Linked DNA regions of Homo sapiens: region 1 is linked to region 2. Evidence: chromatin contacts called from ENCODE Hi-C or POLR2A ChIA-PET data. All regions are on one chromosome and are shown on one strand. Each heading gives the region's core, a stretch centred on a gene start or an enhancer-like site at or near the end of the contact. The rest is flanking DNA. Distances are from core to core; before and after follow the strand shown. Region 1 overlaps LOC124900702 (a long non-coding RNA gene). Region 2 has its middle 190 kb from the start of LNX1-AS2.

The links. A loop is a pair of places that touch in the nucleus more often than their neighbours do. ChIA-PET counts read pairs that join two places held with the same protein, here RNA polymerase II (POLR2A). Pooled maps may share reads with other maps.
Region 1: a loop to region 2 is called in a map of PC-3, with 4 times the contacts of the local background. The contact joins two enhancer-like sites. A Hi-C loop is called at or near these places in 3 of 168 maps with a recorded cell type or tissue (Caco-2, IMR-90 and PC-3) and 2 of 50 pooled maps. POLR2A ChIA-PET finds 5 or more read pairs at or near these places in 3 of 52 experiments (AG04449, AG04450 and K562).

The regions. Positions count from the first base shown.
Region 1 is chr4:53,907,258-53,910,598 of GRCh38, reverse strand. The region is part of intron 1 of LOC124900702 (a long non-coding RNA gene); the gene reads right to left. Among named protein-coding and RNA genes, the nearest start is that of CHIC2, 160 kb to the left of the region's middle. Within about 2 kb of position 1,823, at least 6 of the 41 ENCODE cell types and tissues checked have a DNase peak (open chromatin) inside an H3K27ac peak, as active enhancers do.
Region 2 is chr4:53,779,058-53,782,730 of GRCh38, reverse strand. No RefSeq gene overlaps it. Among named protein-coding and RNA genes, the nearest start is that of LNX1-AS2, 190 kb to the right of the region's middle. Within about 2 kb of position 1,695, at least 3 of the 41 ENCODE cell types and tissues checked have a DNase peak (open chromatin) inside an H3K27ac peak, as active enhancers do.

The DNA.
Region 1 (3,341 bases), core at 574-3,073, 130 kb before region 2:
TTGCCTTGGGAATCAAGTCCACCAGCCTGACGTTGAAGCTCTCTGCAGGCTTTCACTGGCATTTCAAGCCATTTATTTGATCTCTTCCCTTTGCGAGTGTAAGTGCGTGGCTGCTCACTGGGCCCACACTCTCCTACCTCTTTGCCTTTGTTCAGCTTCACCATCCCTGTGCCTCTGGAAACCCACCTTTTTTTTTTTTTTTTTTTTTTTGAGACGGAGTTTCATTCTTGTTGCCCAGGCTGGAGTGCAATGGCGCAATCTTGGCTCACTGCAACCTCTGCCTCCTGGGTTCAAGGGATTCTCTTGCCTCAGCCTCCTGAGTAGCTGGGATTACAGGCATGTGCCACCATACCCAGCTAATTTTGTATTTTTAGTAGAGACGGGGTTTCTCCATGTTGGTCAGGCTGGTCTCGAACTCCCGACCTCAGGTGATCTGCCTACCTTGGCCTCCCAAAGTGCTGGGATTACAGCTATGAGCCACCACACCCCGCTGGAAGCCCACCTATTCTATGAACCCGACTCCACAGCTCTCTCTTTTGTGAAGTTTCCCTCAGTTCTCCACTCCTGATGAATACAATCTCTTCTTTGGCAATTTGTATTTTTCTTCTAAGCCAACCCCATTCTGCCTTGTATTATGGTTGTTGATGTATTACGGTTACTGACAAGGTTGGTTCTGCCTTGTCTGATTCTTTTTTTTTTTTCTGAGACGGAGTTTCACTGTTGTTGCCCAGGCTGGAGTGCAATGGCGTGATCTCAGCTCACCACAACCTCCGCCTCCAAGGTTCAAGCGATTCTCCCGCCTCAGCCTCCCCAGTAGCTGGGATTACAGGCATGTACCACCACGCCCGGCTAATTTTGTATTTTTAGTAGAGATGGGGTTTCTCCATGTTGGTCAGGTTGGTCTCGAACTCCTGACCTCAAGCGATCCGCCCGGCCATCTGATTCTTATTTGATGCTTAGTTTATTAAAGGCTAGAACTGTGTCCTTTTCACTTCTGCATGTCTAACAACAGAGGCTTATACATCGCAGGAGCTCAAAAATATGTATAGGACAACAGGAATTACAAAAGAATTAAAGAGTCTTTCCCTATTAAAAGATGACACTAGATATCTATAACTAAGAATAGACAGATACCTGGGCAAAATGTGCACTTTTTGAGTGCTGAGGCTGCAATCCTTTATTGGGTACAATGACATGTCCACATAAGCTTTTCCCAAAGAATGTGAATGAAGTTCGACCCAATATGATGACATCCAGGGCAGGGGACAAGATTCCCTTTCTGGGACCTAAATTTTTTTGTGTACAGGGCGTACATGGATTCTATTCTGAAATGACTAAAAATTCTCTAAATAGCTCCAAGAGGGAAGTCTGTCTTCCCCTCCCCACATACTGATGATATCTGAGCACAAGGAGAAGCCACTGACAAATGTAGAAACCTGGTCCTCATCTGCAAAAATGAGTGCTTTGAACTAAATAAACCTTATAACCTGTTATAGTTTGAGAAATATTACATATTCCATTATTTTCCTGGAGAGGTTTAGCCGATCATACTGAAAAACAGAAACCAAACCCCAAAACTCACCAATGGTTAAGCTTTCGTCTAGGGAAAAAAGTGACTTTTACGAGCACACTGCTTATTTTGTGGTGACTGCAGAGCCCAATATCTAATCTGCTTCCCCACTTCCTGTGTTATGAAATGCTGGACATAGTTTTCTCTTGGCTCAGTGGCAATTTGATAAAGAGCGAAGAGCTGAGATGAAAGACATAGTGAACACTGCCCTCTTTTGTCCACCCTGGGTTTCTGCCACTTCTCTTTGGTAAGTGTATCAGGCAGACACGAGTTAAAGTCGTGCTAGTTAAGTAAACCTTGGTGTGTAATTCCATTTCAGTTGTTCTCTGCGTGACTCCCCGGTTTCAGCAGTGTGGAACATCTTTATTTTGGTGTCATAAACATTTCAGCTTACCCAAGCCTGCCACTTTGCGCCAGAAACCATTTAATGATGGTTGTTCGGTGCCGACCCCAAAAAAGTGGATGTAAAGCAAAAAAGAGGCTCTATTGTCTGAGGTTTTCCTGCTCCGTTTGGATTACCAGGGAGTTAAAGATAAAACCCCAGGCAGAAAGCTACATGTCAGCAGTAAGGGAACAAGATTACCTTCCACGTTACTCATTTAGAAGAGACGGCTTTTGTCTTAGTGTTTTGAGAAATTCTTCTTAAATAATTTGGTTATGACTTTCTTGTGTGTTGTGTGAGATATGTAGGAAGGAGCTTTATAAAGGAAATATAGTGCCACGTTGCTTAAATTTATTGAGGCAACCCTAGCAAGAGAAGTGCATTTCTGTTTGTAGAACAACTTATACATTTTTCATAGGCATAAACAGAAATTAAAAATTAATATGGGCTGGGTGCAGTGGCTCATGCCTGTAATCCCAGCACTTTGGGAGGACAAGGCGGTGGATCATCTATGGTCAGGAGTTTGAGACCAGCCTGGCCAACATGGTGAAACCCCATCTTTACTAAAACTACAAAAATTAGCCAGTCGTAGTGGCAGGTACCTGTAATCCAGCTACTCAGGAGGCTGAGGCAGGATAATCAGTTGCACCTGGGAGGCAGAGGTTGCGGTGAGCCGAGATCATGCCACTGCATGCCAGCCTGGGAAACAGAGCAAGAAAAATAAAATTAATATGACCTCCTTTCTTGGCTGACCTGAATCATACTTTGCAGTTATTTTTTTTCTTGTGAAAGTGAGTTTGTATTTGGAAGGTCTGCAGAGAACACCAGGGATGAAGAGGTAGAGGAGGGAATAACGTTAGTTAGGAGTACAGTTTAGAGTGCTGTTGGCTGTTTGCCCAAATGCAAATTATTTAATTTGATCTGAAAGCTTTAAATGTAATATTTGTGAGGATTCAGTCCATCAGTAAATCATCAGATATGTGTGTACATTTGCTGTGTACCCAACTAGGCATCAGGGCGTACATGACAATAGGGGAGATTGTGTTCTGGTTGGAAAAGGAAGAATTAATTTAAGAAAATAGTTTGGAGTCTGCTTCCTATAATTTTGTTCTTAAATTTTAACCTAGTGGCAGCAACTTTATGTCCTTTCTCTCCCAGGACAGTTCTAGGGACAAATATTTAGCTCCACTGTGCCTACCAGGGAATTGTATTTTATAGAACGTGTGCTTTGATTGGCAGCTTGAAAAACATGGTTAAAGTCGTGATCAGCACGAATGGAACAGTCAGGAAATGGGTCCCAGGGAACTTTTCCATTCCCACTACTCTTTGAAAAGCCCTGCAAAGATGCTATTGCAAATTTCTGTCTCATCAAACCGGGGATATTACCTT
Region 2 (3,673 bases), core at 446-2,945:
CAGGAAAACAGGCACCTCTTTAAGGATGTACAGCACAGGGAATGGAAAGCAGGGGATTGGCTATATGGTAGAGAGAGCTGCTGAGAGTTAACACGAGTGATGAGGCAATGCAGAGATTAGCATCAAGAAGCAGGAAGCCACTACCGACTCTGCTAAAGGAAAAAAGAAGGAACCAGAAGCTGAACCACAGTGGACCTGTTTTGGCAAGAGCTGGAACTACAGAGAAGACAGTCACTGCTGCAGAAATCACCCAAGGAAACAAGGAGAGAAATACCCTGGCTTCTCCCTCCTTTCTACCCTCCATTTTTTGCCAGTGTGTCTTCCTGGCCTAACCCAACCAGCTGGAAGTCTGAGACACAAGAGCCTGTGAACTGCAGCCTGCAAGGATCAGCCATCGTGAACTAAAACACAGCAGGCAAAGAGGGAGGATGGATTCAGGGCAAACAGATCCAGGACCAGTACTGCACCTTTAGGGAACTGTGAGTATAACTAGTGTGCCATAATGACAGCCAACATGTATAATAAGCCTTTACTAAATGCCAGAAATTATGCCAGATGTTTAGCATTTTCTATGCATTAACCTCTTTACTTAGTTTAGGTAAGGCACATAAAGAGGAGTGGGAGGAGATGACACTGGGATGTGGAATTAGAGCCAGGCTCACATAACAGAGGGCTCATGTGCCACGCCAACGGGTTTGCACTTTGTCCCGAAGGCACTTGGGAATCAACGAAGGGTTGGAAGAATTATACAGTCCGAGTAGCATTTCCAAAATATCATTTTGTGATCGTGTCTGAAGTTGTGAGGATTGCTAATTCATCAAATAAATAACGGAGGTCTGATGAAGAAGAACTGGGAGTGGGACCAGCTTCCCTTCCTGTTTCCCTCCTCAGAACAAACAGCCTCACTGCTGAACACTTGTGTCATCTGTTGACATAACTCGGATCTTCGTTTACTTTAGCTCAGCAAAACTGGAGTGGCAGACCTTTTTAAAACAAAATATTTATGACTAATCTATACAATAGTTACCATAGTTAATGTATTAATATATTACTCACCTCATTAATACACTTCTGGAGAAATCTACATCCTAGCAATGTTTTACAGAGTTTTTGTTCTATCTTCTAGTTTCTAAAAGTATATTATGGACCTTTTAGTTTTCAACTTTTAAGATAAATCAGTGTTGTTTGTCACTGGGTTGTGGAGGTGGCAGTTGGAGCCAGAACCTCAGATTAACTTGAAGTGTTGATACAATGTTATCACAGAGACAAGACTTATGGCCTTCAAAGGGACATTTAGAATTCCTCTCTTCCAATAACCTCTTTCACAGATGAGAAAAGTGAGCCCACACAGATAAAGCGATTAGCCCAAGGATGTGAAAGTAGTGAGTGGAGGTAGGACTACAACCCAGACTCCCAAACCAGTACTCCTTCCACTCTTGACATTATTGCTAAGGTGTTCAGAGCTAATAAGAAGCTGTCATTTAAAACAATATTACTCAGGTGGTAAAAATTCATCTCACATGGAATTACGCAGAAAAGGGAGTTTATTGGCTCTGGAAATAGTTTTAGGGGATACCAATTTCAGGCATGAGTCAGTCTAGGGAGTCACTATTGTCATCAGGACTAAGCCATGTGCTGTTTCTTGGAAGACTTTCTAGGCTGCTTTCATTCAGTCATGCTCAGCCAGGATGGAGCAAGGTTGTAACCAAATGTCCCAGGCTCTCAACTCATCAGCTTGGTATCTTCAGTGGAAAGGATGTATTTCTTTTCCAAGAATGTGAAAGTCTAGGTATTGAGTTTTATTGGTTTAGTTTGGGCCGTGTGTCCGTTTTTGAACCAATCACTGGAGCCATAGTGAATGGATGGCTCTGATTGGCTAGGTCTGGCTCCTATGTCTGTGCTAGCTTCAGGGGATGGGCTCCACTCTCTGTTTTGGAATTATATATTTGGAAAGTGAGGATGGTAAGATTTCCTGAAGGAATATCAAAGTTCCATCAAAGCAAAAAGGTTAAATGGGTGCTGGGCAGGCACAAACAACTGAAATATACTCCAGACACTGAGACTTATGTCTAGTACAGTGGATTTCTAACATTGGCGAGGTTTTCCTATTGGCTATTATCTTGCTATAGGAAATAATCCCATTTGGGTAAAATGGACTTCTCTTGTGCAAAGTGCATGCTCCACTATGAAATTGAGAGAAGCCAATCGTTCCACGACTTTTAGCCTGTGAAAAGATGATGATCCTGAGTTGAGGTAATATACCTCCACCACCCGCTATGGATCCATGACTGTTGCATCCCAAACAATTCTCTGAGAAACACTCTGTTAACAAAGAAGTTCTTGCCTCAGCTCTGCTTTATAGCCACTCTAGTTAAATAAACTGCATTAAGCATCCAAGATGCCCAGGGAAGCTCAGAGAAAGGAGCTTGAAGTCAGGAGAGTTTGTCTGTTCAGAGCTCTCCCAAAGGAAACAGGGATCCAAATGAATCTGAGCATTGAAATGAAGAAGAATAAGCATGCATGTCAGCATCAGTGTATATTTGGCGGCTTCACTGGACTTGTCATAATCTGTGACAAATTAGCAAAAGCAAGTCAATCTTAGTAAGCAAAAACATATAGGATGTTGTTCCATTGTAATTTAAGCTTTACTGCTTCTATTTTCTGCCTCTGCTCTTTTAGTTCAAAAGTGTATCAAGAATAGTCATGGAAGTTTGACAAAGCATTGTTCATAGGCTTGTTTAAAAGCTACCATCTCTTCGTGGAGAGCAGAGATAAGTGGAGAACTTTGTAAGCATGTTTACAAGGTCAGAAACCATTTTTTTAATCTGAAAAAATAATTTGAATGCATATGGCAAAAGCACAATTCAAAAGTTAAAGGGAAAATGACAAAAATTGAAGAACTATATAACGTATTAAAATCTGATAAAGAATACCTTTTATCTCTTCGATATACTGATTTCTTCCTTTTGGTGTGTATTGCTGTGGGATTGCTGGATCATACAGTAGTTCTGTTTTTAGTTTTTGAGTAACCTCCATACTGTTCTCCCTAAATGCTTGAGGCAATGGATAGCCCAATTACCCTGATTTGATCATTATACACTGTATGCTTGTATCAAAAGATCACATGCACCCTATAAATATGTATAACTATGATGTACCCATAATAATTAAAAATAAAAATTTATTTTAAAAAGAATATATTTTATACATAAAAGGTTCTTACAAAGAAATAGATGAATACCACAACAGAAAAATGGGATAAAAGCATGAATAGCAAATTAATAAAAGAAAAAGAAATGGACAATACATATATGAAAAATTATTTGACCTCACTAGTAATTAAAGAAACAAAATTAAAACAACGAGACACAACTTTTGCTATACTGAATTAGCAAAAGACAGACAATACCCAGTGTTAGTCATGAGTATAAGAGAAGGGAGTATAGACTGATAAAACTTAGAGTGGGGGTTAAATGTTGAGAAAGTTGTAATTTGGCAACAATCATTCTAAGAAGCCACATAACATACATATCTTTGACTCAACCCCTCTAAAAATTTATCCTAGAGAAATAAGTTAGGAAATATTTAGCTACGGGGAGTTTTTGATAAGAAAATACTGGAAATAAGGCTTGGCATGGTGGCTCATGCCTGTAATTCTAGCACTTTGGGAGGC